2 separate regions of the Homo sapiens genome follow, and region 2 is linked to region 1. Evidence: chromatin loops called from intact Hi-C (ENCODE). Cell type or tissue: adrenal gland. All regions are shown on one strand. Each heading gives the region's core, and the rest is flanking DNA. Links, peaks and the distances in the headings are about the cores only.

Region 1 (5,601 bases), core at 447-5,446:
TTGATTGGGGAAGGCAGTGGTGCTAGGGTGGATATTTCCAACTCTGGTATTACGCTTTCTTTTCCTTGGGGGTGGGGGGAATCCAAGCAAATGGTGGATTACCTCGAACCACCTCTTCCACAGACTCTGTGGTGGTGGTGGTGGTGGTGGCAATGCTGGTGGTTCTCTCTGTGGCTTCTTCGTAGGGTTCCTCAGCCTCTTCCTCTACCTCATCACCATCCTCATCGTCCTCGTCATCATCGGCTTCTTCTTCTTCCACCTCAGCCACTTCTTCCTCCTCTGCTACTTCTACTACTTTGTCTTCACTGTGAAGGCAAACACAAATAACAGAAAAAGTCAATTAAACACATTTCAGGGAAGGAAAAGAAAAGTCGTCCATATGGAATTTTGGCAATTTGAGAAGAAACACACCCAAAACTTCAATTCAGCAGGTCTAAGTATAAATCCCAGCTCAGTGGGTCTGCAAAAATTTTTATCCTTGGGGACAGTTCTTAGTTTCTGCAGTTGCTAAAAGGGGATGCCATGAGTCTAACCACAGGACATTCTGGAAAAGGGAAAATTACGGAGACAATAAAAAGATCAGCGGTTGCCAGTGGTTCAGGGGGAGTGGGGAAGGGATGAATAGGTGGAGTAGAGAGGATTTTTAGAAACTACTCTGCACGATACTGTCATAAGTAATAATAGATACACAGCATTAAGCATTTGTCAAAACCAAGAGACTATACTACACAAAAAGTCGCCTCTCATGTTAAAACAGGAATACTGGTTAATAATAGTGTATCGATATTGGTTCAAACGTACCATACTAAGGCAAAATGTTAATCCAGGGGAAACTGTTGGGGAGTGGGGAAGTGAGAGGTAGAGGGAACTTTTTGTAGTTTCTGCTTGAATTCTTTGTAAACCTAAAACTGCTCTGAAAAATGTAGTCCATTATAAAAAGTGGGGTGGTGGATATCAAAACTGAGTTTGCCGTATTATGGGAATTACTTCTCATAGTGCACATACAAGAGCCGCAACGCATTGCACGGTAGCGGATACTCAGTATATGCTGGTGGAAATTGGTTTAAAAACTGCAACTGAGAGCTTAAACTGGACACACAGGTGGAAGATGAAGCTGACTTAAGTAAACCTGCAATGCCCTGTGGTCAGGGATGCCTGCTGGAACTCACACAGGTGGAAGATGAAACTGACTTAAGTAAACCTGCAATGCCCTGTGGTCAGGGATGCCTGCTGGAACTCACACAGGTGGAAGATGAAACTGACTTAAGTAAACCTGCAATGCCCTGTGGTCAGGGATGCCTGCTGGAACTCACACAGGTGGAAGATGAAACTGACTTAAGTAAATCTGCAATGCCCTGTGGTCAGGGATGCCTGCTGGAACTATTTAGTTGCGTACCCTATGGTTACTAACTGCTTATGTTTTGTAGAAAACCAAATATTTCAGTGGTTCTCAAATTTCAGTGAGCATCAGAATCACCTGGAAGGCTTATTGAAACACAGATCACCTACCTGCTAAATGTGGTGGCTCATGCCTGTAATCCCAGCACTGTGGAAGGCTGAGGTGGGAAAAAACCTAGAGGCCAGGAGTTTGAGACCAGCCTGGGCCACACGGTGAGACCCTGTCTCCAAAAAAATTAAAAAAAAAAAAAAAAAAAAGCCAGGCATGGTGGTGTGCACCTGTAGTTCCAGCTACTCAGAAGGCTGGGGCGGGAGGATTGCTTGAGCCCAGGAGTTCGAGGCTGCTGTGAGCTATGACTGCATCACTGCATTCCAGCTAGGGAGACAAAGACACTGCCTCCTTAAAAACAAACAAAAACCAGCCAGGCATGGTGGTGTGCACCTGTAGTTCCAGCTACTCAGAAGGCTGGGGCGGGAGGATTGCTTGAGCCCAGGAGTTCGAGGCTGCTGTGAGCTATGACTGCATCACTGCATTCCAGCCAGGGAGACAAAGACACTGTCTCCTTAAAAACAAACAAAAACCAACACAGATCACCAGGTGCCTGTGGCAGTTTCTAATGCAGCTCCAGAGTTTCTGAATCATGAGGCCTTGGTGGGGCCTGAGAATGTGCATTTCAAATTCCCAGGTAATACTGATGCTGGTGGTCAGGGGAAAATATTCTGAGATCCACTGCAATATGCTGAGAATAATGGCAAGAGATAACCAGTAACTCAGTGAAATTGGGAAGAGGATCAGAAATATTTATGGTATTAAACATTTACATGCTGATGCATCATAGTTTGTAAAAAATAAGCAAATTTGGATGGCAAAAGAAGGGCATGTCTAGAACAAAATTAAAAAGGCCTATTAGGAAATCCTTGTGGAAATCATGTACCTGTCAAGGCAGGCATGGTTGACAGCATTTGAATATCTAATAGTAAAAGCCTATCGTATACCACCTAGCAGGACTAGAGGAATAGATGTCCTTGATCAGATCACAAAACCAATACAGGAGAAAGACCTAGATGTGGCAGGGGGTTTCAACCTTTCTGGGGCAACTACCACAGGTCTATTCGAGAAGTACCATAGTAATAGAATTAAAAGCTGCTATGCTGACATTATAATGTACCCAGAAGGAAAAAAAAAAGCGAGAGGGAGAAAGCAGAAGGGAATTATTACCACAGAGCTGATTCTGGCCAACAAGGAGAAGCTCATCATTGGGAAAAGTGATAGGAACCCGGGATTTGTAGCCACAGGAAGCCTTGGACTCGTAGTGAGAGCACAGCATTATGTAGGAAATCAGATTCCAAACACGTGAGACAAGCGAACACTATGATTCCATGATCTACGACAATAGAAAGGAAGACTCCTCCATAAACCTGAAAGGCTTTCAAAGTCTAACAGGACCGCCATAAGTAGTTTTGCTGAGAGTGAAAGGGAAAGATATGTAAAGAGATTAATCCATCAATGGCAGGAATTCTCTGATTACCTCAGGATTTAAAGCATGTGTTACACAAGTTGTATAAAGATGTGTATGATCCCCATGGAACACCTGACTCTGATTACGTAGGATACAAGAATAGTATAAAGGGCGTTTATAAAAGTTTCAAAAAAATGTGTATGACCCCCAAGTGGAACGCCTTTCTAACTCTGATTAAATATGATGTAAGGATATTAAGTGAAGACATCCGAAGAAGTTTAGCATGTGGCTAAAGAATAAAAAGAAACTGATTAAGCAGAATAATTTATTAATAGCAACTTACTCATATGTTAATAAATGAAGTGTTAATACAGAGAAAATCCTAATCAGTTATTGTAACATTTCCACAAGACTAGGACGAAATAGGTGAAAAGAGAAACAGAAAACACTGGCACTGAAAATCAGATGTTGGAAGCCTTTATCTCCTCGTAGAAATAAATGAGGTGAAATAACTGACTTTTTTTTTTGACTGCCCAAATTATTGCACGAAAGTTTACTACGTGGGGCTACATTTCAAAAGAATCCTTAACAGTTGCTCAGCTGCCCTGAGCTTCTGCCTTTGCATTTTTCTGTAGGATCTCACTGTTGTATTACTGGTGAATCAAAGAAAGATGACCTGATGCATGTCATCAGTTAATTTACCGTGTTTGAGATCTCTTACTTATTCAATCAAATCATGGGCACTAACTAGCGCTGTTTTCCAATTTAAGTGGAAAATTCAGGGAAAGTCAGGAAGAAAAATCAAACCAGTATTCTCTTTAAATCATGATGTATACACGTGATCTTGAACCATGACTGGAATGACGATGTCCAAGTGTACCATCCAGGGTTTGGACAGCACCGTGTTTCCAGGTGGGATGGTGAAAACATGACCCTGGGTATCCCCAGGTTCCTTCTCCAGGCTTCTTTGTTATTACTTGGATGTGGCCCTTAAAGCTCTGAATAGAAACCATGTTTGTAAAAACAGCTGTTTAGTGTGATCTGCATTCTGGTATGTGTCTAGCCGTGAAAAAGAGTGAATTATATGCCCATCATCCATCCCTGCATCTGCCTGAGCAATTTACTGGCATAATAACCAGGAACGGAGACACGTAATAAATAGTTCAACCGGCTAAGGAATTAAATTACTTGGCCTAAGAGAACTCAGGTCCAAGTTCTTATTACCATAGCTTTGATTTCTGGAATTAAATTTAGATGTCCATGAATTCAATTATTCATTTGGACACTATTTAAAACAAGAGCACACGGTTTTGTTTGAATAATGCTGCATCTTCCCAAAGAATGCCAAACACAACAACATTACAACTTTTAACTGCAGTTTTCATGAACAGCTAGAAACACTGAAAGGAAAAAAATGACTTTTCCACCACTTCTTCAAATGCTGGACAGACTGTTGTCCTGTGGACTTGTTTTGAAAAGCTCATCACAGTTTAAGGAGTTGCAAGGGAGGAACAGTTTATGGAAATATAAAGCTGAGCATCATAAAACAATTTCCTTACAAACAATCAAATAACAACTCACAATAAAATAAACGCTTGGCAACATAGTGGAACATTCATACCACATTCGCAGACTTTAGTGGCTATCAATTTATAGTGGGTGGCTTTTACAGCTTTTAAACACCAATAACAAACATTTTTACAGAACAAGGGAACCATCTGAAAATGCTGACCATCCCCAGAGTATCTGAATTTAATAAGGTCAAAGGGACATTCCTACGAGGAAATAAATCACTGATGATAAAATTTTATGTGTCAGCATGCGAGATTTTACTTGGATGAAGGAGAAATGACATCACAAAGGTGACTCTCCTTCTGTTTCTAACTAAAGCTGACCTTGATATAATTCCACATGCAGGTGCCGCCTGATAAGTCCCTTTACAGAGTGAAAGATTTTGATTCACACACCAATTTTCATTTCTGTTTATTAAAGTCATGCCAAAAAAGTCACCATTTGTATTTTCTAAGAAAGCCATATGACATTCTAGAAATGGCAAAATTATAGACAGTAACAGATCAGTGGCTTGGAAAGGTTAAAGGCAAGAGAGGGTCGAACAGGAGGAACACAGAGGATTTGGGGGATAGTAAAAGTACTCAGTATGACACTACAATGGTGGGTACATGTCATTAGACAGTTTTCCAAACTCACAGAATAAACAATGCTGAGAGAATGCTAATGTAAACTATGGACTTTGGGTGATAATAATGGTGTCAGTGTAGGTTCACTGATTGTAACAAATCGCTCTAAGGGGGACGCTGATAATGGGAGAGGCTGTGCAAGTGTATGAACAGGGAGTATATGGGAGAATCTCAGTACCTTCTGCCTAATTTTGCTGTGAACCTAAAACTGCTCTAAAACAATAAAGTCTATATTTATTCTTTCACAGTCTCTGTTAAGACGGACTTTTTTCTTCTTGCTACAGATAAACAGGGAGGAAATGACAGAGAGAAAGCTCTGATTCTCATGGTTATGTGAATATGGACTATCATGAGATCCAACCTACTTGCACTGATGAGGGAAGAGGGAAGACAACCAATGTCAGTTCCTGAAATGCAACCAACCAGGGGAAAGCTCAGCAGGAAGAGGTTCAGACTCTTCCTCTGTGGATATGAAAATGGGAAAAAAGAGTCTAGAGGCTCCCAGAGTCAGAAGAGAGAGAAAATACAGTAGTTTTTTTCAAGAA
Region 2 (5,601 bases), core at 364-5,363, 130 kb after region 1:
TGCGCTCCTATGAGCATCTAATGCCCTGCTGATGTGACAAGAGGCAGGGCTCAGGCAGCAACACTCACTCACCCATTGCTCACCTACTGCTGTGCAGCAAAGCTCCTAACACGCCACAGACCGGTACCAGTCCATGGCCCAGGGGTTAGGGACTCCTGATTCACAGCATTACAATAAATAATAAATAATTAAAATATTACCTGATATTTGGCAAACAATCCCTCTCTAAGTCACTACTTCCAGCCTATGTTCAGGCTAGAAATGCCAAATAAAAAAGCACATGTCTGTCTGGGCACGGTGGCTCACGCCTGTAATCCCAGCACTTTGGGAGGCCGAGGCGGGGGGATCACGAGGTCAGGAGATCAAGACCATCCTGGCCAACATGGTGAAACCCTATCTCTACTAAAAATACAAAACAAAAACAAAATTAGCCGGGCGTGGTGGCGGGCGCCCGTAGTCCCAGCTACTCGGGAGGCTGAGGCGGGAGAATGGCGTGAACCCGGGAGGCGGAGCTTGCAGTGAGCCGAGATCGCGCCACTGCACTCCAGTCTGGGCGACAGAGCAAGACTCCATCTCAAAAAAAAAAAAAAAAAAAAAAATGGGCCAAGGATCTGAATAGACATTTCTAAAAAGCAAATGTACAAACAAACAAAACAAAACAAAACAAAAGCACAAGTCCACAACTACATAGCTCCAGTTTCCCTAAACAGATTTACCCATTCAGTAAACATTACATGTACAAAGAACTTAAAATAGTATGAGATTTAATGTTAAGAAATAAAATGTAGGATCTAAAACGTAATCTATAGCATAATCTCAAAAATGGTTTAGAAATGACATAATAATACAGACATTTGTGGGTGGTAGGATTATGCATATTTTTATATATTTTTAAATATATTTTTCAAAAGCTTCCTATAAAGAATGTAATTCTTTCCCAATTCCAAATCTAGCTTAAACATAATTTTACAAAAATTATTCTCTCAGAATGTAAACTAGTACCACCTCTATGGAAAACATTATGGAGATTTCCTAAAGAGTTAAAAGTAGATCTACCATTTGATCCAGCAATCTTAATACTGGGTATCTACCCGGAGGAAAAGAAGTCATTGTATGAAAAAGACACTTGTACACATATGTTTACAGGACCACAATTCACAAATGCAAAGATGCAGAACCAACCTAAGTGGCCACTGACTAATGAGAGGATAAAGAAGATGTGGCATATATATATCAGGGACTACTACTCAGCCATTACAAGGAACAAAATAATGTCTTTTGCAACAACTTGGATAGAGCTGGAGGCCATTATTCTAAGTAAAGTAATTCAGGAATTGGAAAACCAAAAACCGTATGTTCTCTCTTATAAGTGGGAACTAAGTTAGGAATAAGCAAAGGCACACAGAGGGACATATTGGACTTTAGAGACTCACGAGGAGGAGGGTAATAGGGGACTAGGGATTAAAAGAAAAACTAGACATTAGGTACAAGGTACCCTACTTAAGTGCACTAAAATCTCAGAATTCACCACTACGTAATTCAACTAAGTAACAAGAAACCACTTGTACCCCAAAAGCTACTGAAATAAAAATTATTCTCTCAAAAATTTTAAGCCCTAAACTTCAGTTCCTATTGTTTATATTTACTAAGAAAAACAACAGAAAACACTGTTTTAAAAATGGTGGATTTTTTTAAGGTTAAAGGTATATAAGACAGCTGCCTAAGGAAACGCAGATACCCCTGTACCTTGTTGTTGTTGTTGTTTTTCACTTTTTTAAAAAACATAGAGATGGGATCTCCTTATGCTGCCCAGGCTTGTCTCAAACTCCTGAGCTCAAGCAATCCTCTGACCTCAGACTCTCAAAGTTTTGGGACTACAGGCGACAGTCACCATGCCAGCCAATATCCTTGTACTTTTAACTCATTCCTACAAGCCATGAATCCTCTAAGCATTGTCCCAGACACAGCACTGGCAAACTTCAATCGTTTTCATCAGAATATAAAGAAACACAGGGCATGCTTAACTTCAAGGTTGATATTTCCTTTGTGAGTAAAGCCTTGCCACAGATGAGAAGTCCTGAGGATCAAACAGGAAAACTTTAAGTTTAATTAAATCTAAAATCATAAAACCTAAGTTATATGACTAAGCAAACTCTTCAAAGCACTCAGTCAACATCCATGCTGGTAAATATTTCAGGAATGAAATGAAAAATAACTTTCAATTCTAAAAGTTCATCCATCATGCATGCTTCACGTTGTAAAGCAAATATTTCACAAAAATGAGTTTACAACAAAAGAACACCAATCCCACTTCTCCAACCCTCCATGTCAGGCAGTAAGCTTTCCACATTTGCTTACATTCTGAAAATAACTATTTTACATGCCAGGAATGCAATAGGCTTAAGCTGTCAAAAAGTATCATACTTTAAGTGTAACTGGGTAAGAACTATGGGCACACACACAATAAGCCTTCCAAAACAAGGGGAGGTAAATGAAATCTTAATACCTGTGTTTCCAGAAGCCCAGAAATGAAGTGCAATTCCTTATAATCTGTACATGTTTACATACCCATACAGACAATAAAATGTGTAAGGTAATGACAGGTCCATCTCTCCCCTTCCTTTTAGTGGGCATCTGACATTTCAGGGTTCAGAATCACATATCCTGGGTCCCAAAAGGTCCCCCCATTCCTATTCCAACAGTGCTCACAATAGAAAAAGATGAACTGATCACTGGACCCTACATCATCTCATATATGTATAATACTAGTCCACAGAGAGGTTGAAGATATGCCTGGTAACTCTATTCATCCTACCCCACAAGTTTTGTCCAAATCAGGCCATGCCTTCAAGTGGGCCAGATTGTCTTAAAGCTCCTGGCTTAATATTTAACTGATAGCAACAACCTAACGTTAGTACCTTAGTAACTAAAGGGGATGCAGCAACATGAAGCAGAAAAAGTGATGAAGAAAGAGATTAGAAGTTAGAGAACAGGGACTGGGCTCTTGATCCTTAAAATGTGGGTGATTTTGAACAACTCAACATCTCCAGATATTACTTTCTTCATCTGTAAAGTGGAGAAGCTTAAAAAGGAGGTCTTATAGATTCTACCTGTTCCAGAAACTATGATTCTCTTCCTAGACAGCTGCAGGTTGAAGAGACTCTCCTAGAGCTGCACTGTCCAATACAGTAACCACTAGCCATCTGTGGCTACTAAGTACTTGACATGCAGCTGGTCTGAATTAAAATATGTGAAATATGTAATCAGGTGCGGTGGCTCACAACTGTAATCCCGGCACTTTGGGAGGCCAAAGCGGCAAGTCACTTGAGGTCAGGAGTTCAAGACCAGCCTGGCCAACATGGTGAAATCTCATCCCTACCAAAAATAAAAAAATTAGCTGGGTGTGATGGCACACGCCTGTAATCCCAGCTACTCAGGAGGCTGAGGCAGGAAAACTGCTTGAACCCAGGAGGTGGAGGTTGCAATGAGCCAAGATTGCAATGAGCAAGCTAGATTGCACTCTAGCCTGGGCAACCGACTGAGTGAGACTCCGTCTCAAAAAAATAGTAATAATAAAATAAAAAATAAATATGTGAAATGTGAACATTTTGAAGACATAATATGAAAAAATAATGTATTTCATAAATAGCTTTTATATTGACCCCCTGTTGAAATAACATTTTGAATTTAGTGACAGACTAAAATTAATTTCGCCTGCTTATTTTTTTATGTGGCTACTTGAAAACTTTAAATTAGATCTAACGGTCCTATTATACCTCTACTGGATAATTCTGCTTTAAAGTCAGTCCTGGGCATGCATGACGCCCAGAGGAATTCACAGATAAAATGAGCCCAGGAATCTGTATGGAATACAGACCTGTAGGTTACCATTTCCATATTAAATGTGTAAAGGGCTGTTTTAAAACCATGCTTTTGTTTTCTTATTTTGTGCACCAACAATAAATCAACAGCAAATATCATTGGGTCTAAAAATAATTGATATCTGGCTGGGCGCGGTGGCTCATGCCTGTAATCCCAGCACTTTGGGAGGCCGAGACGGGTGGATCATGAGGTCAGGAGATCAAGACCATCCTGGCTAACATGGTGAAACCCTGTCTCTACCAAAAATACAAAAAAACGTAGCTGGGAGTGGTGGCGGAAGCCTGTAGTCCCAGCTACTCGGGAGGCTGAGGGAGGAGAATGGCGTGAACCCAGGAGGGAGGCAGAGCTTGCAGTGAGCCGAGACCGTGCCACTGCACTCCAGCCTGGACAACAGAGCGAGACTTCGTCTCAAAAAAAAAAAAAAAAAAAAAGATACCACTTCATTTATGCTATGCCTGAATCCTAATTATCAACTGTAGGCCTTAACAATAATCCTAAGTGGATGTGCCTTTATGCAGGCACTTGTGGCCTTTTTGTTTTCTTTGAATTAAATATACAAAGTAATAATTTATCTTACTTCATAAAAAGATTATAATCTCCCATTTTTTAAAACACATTTGATATTAGTAGGAATAACTAAAATGAACTCGTATGAATAGACCATTTTTATTTCATTGATATCTAACTAGGAACGTTGCAACTAATTTTTGCAATCTGTATCAATTTGTTTAATATATTTTAAATGAACAAAGAAGCAGAGATAGTTTCTAGAGAGCTTATTTACTTAAAAATACAACAGATATTAATCAATAAAATATTAATAAGATTCAGGTGAGTCGAGAGTGAGTACTCAAGTTCTCTTTTCTCACAACGTATTCTTGGAGTGCCAACCTTTTCAGTTCAATGATTTTATGCAAAGGTATACATCTAACTGCCTGCAAAATAAACTACTGACTATTTTAAATCAGATAAAGCAAACAACAGCCCCCAGCTCTGCAATCCAAAGCCAGCAAAGGTCACCCATTTCAGACTGGGTTTGAAGCATAGCCAGTTATGATAGCTCAAATATTTTCAGATGTATGAAAGCAGAACAGAATTCAGAAATATACATTCTTTGGCAGACAATTTTTTTAGAACCAAGTTTCTCAAATTATATAATACAAACTATATGACTATTAGAAAATTATGCATGAATTAAAGGAGATTTATTTAATTTTCAAATTCTAATATAATTAAAATTTTCAAACTTAACTATATGGGCTTCACGGGTGAAAAAAAGTATAATTTAAAAATATGAGCAATATAATATGACAGAAATATACATTCAAACACTCTTTCTAATTTTTCATAAATTAACAACTATTTGAGACATGCACAAATTTTCATGTGTTTTTCTGAAGGTGGTATCCAGAAGTGATAATTTTCCTGACAGTTTAACATTTTTTAAAGACATGCCAAGATTTAAATAATGTAGCTTTTTGATTACTCTTTTTTTTTGAGACAGAGTCTGGCTCTGTTGCCCAGGCTGGAATGCAGTGGTATGATCTCGGCTCACTGCAACCTCCGCCTCCTGGGTTCAAGGGATTCTCCTGTCTCAGCCTCCCGAGTAACTGAGACTACAGGCATGCACCACCACGCTCGGCTGATTTTTGTATTTTTTGTAGAGACGGGGTTTCACCATGTTGGCCAGGCTGGCCTTGAACTCCTGACCTCAAGTGA

What was found. A loop is a pair of places that touch in the nucleus more often than their neighbours do. Peaks named below come from ENCODE experiments on the same cell type or tissue, not always from the same donor. Only the 100,000 strongest peaks of a DNase experiment are listed, where the experiment ranks them.
Region 2: a loop joins it to region 1, with 2.6 times the contacts of the local background. A loop is called at or near these places in 6 of 110 quality-filtered maps.

Annotation. Positions count from the first base shown.
Region 1 is chr21:26,021,738-26,027,338 of GRCh38, forward strand. APP (amyloid beta precursor protein) reads right to left here. Exons shown (of 18, transcript NM_000484.4): 6 at 103-305. Among named protein-coding and RNA genes, the nearest start is that of APP, 150 kb to the right of the region's middle. RefSeq lists an enhancer at 1,616-2,115. In adrenal gland, for the core only: no CTCF peak of the experiment used is centred there; no DNase peak of the experiment used is centred there.
Region 2 is chr21:26,151,709-26,157,309 of GRCh38, forward strand. The region is part of intron 1 of APP (amyloid beta precursor protein); the gene reads right to left. It overlaps LOC124900466 (a long non-coding RNA gene), which reads right to left and starts at 5,431. Exons shown (of 2, transcript XR_007067829.1): 1 at 1-5,431. In adrenal gland, for the core only: no CTCF peak of the experiment used is centred there; no DNase peak of the experiment used is centred there.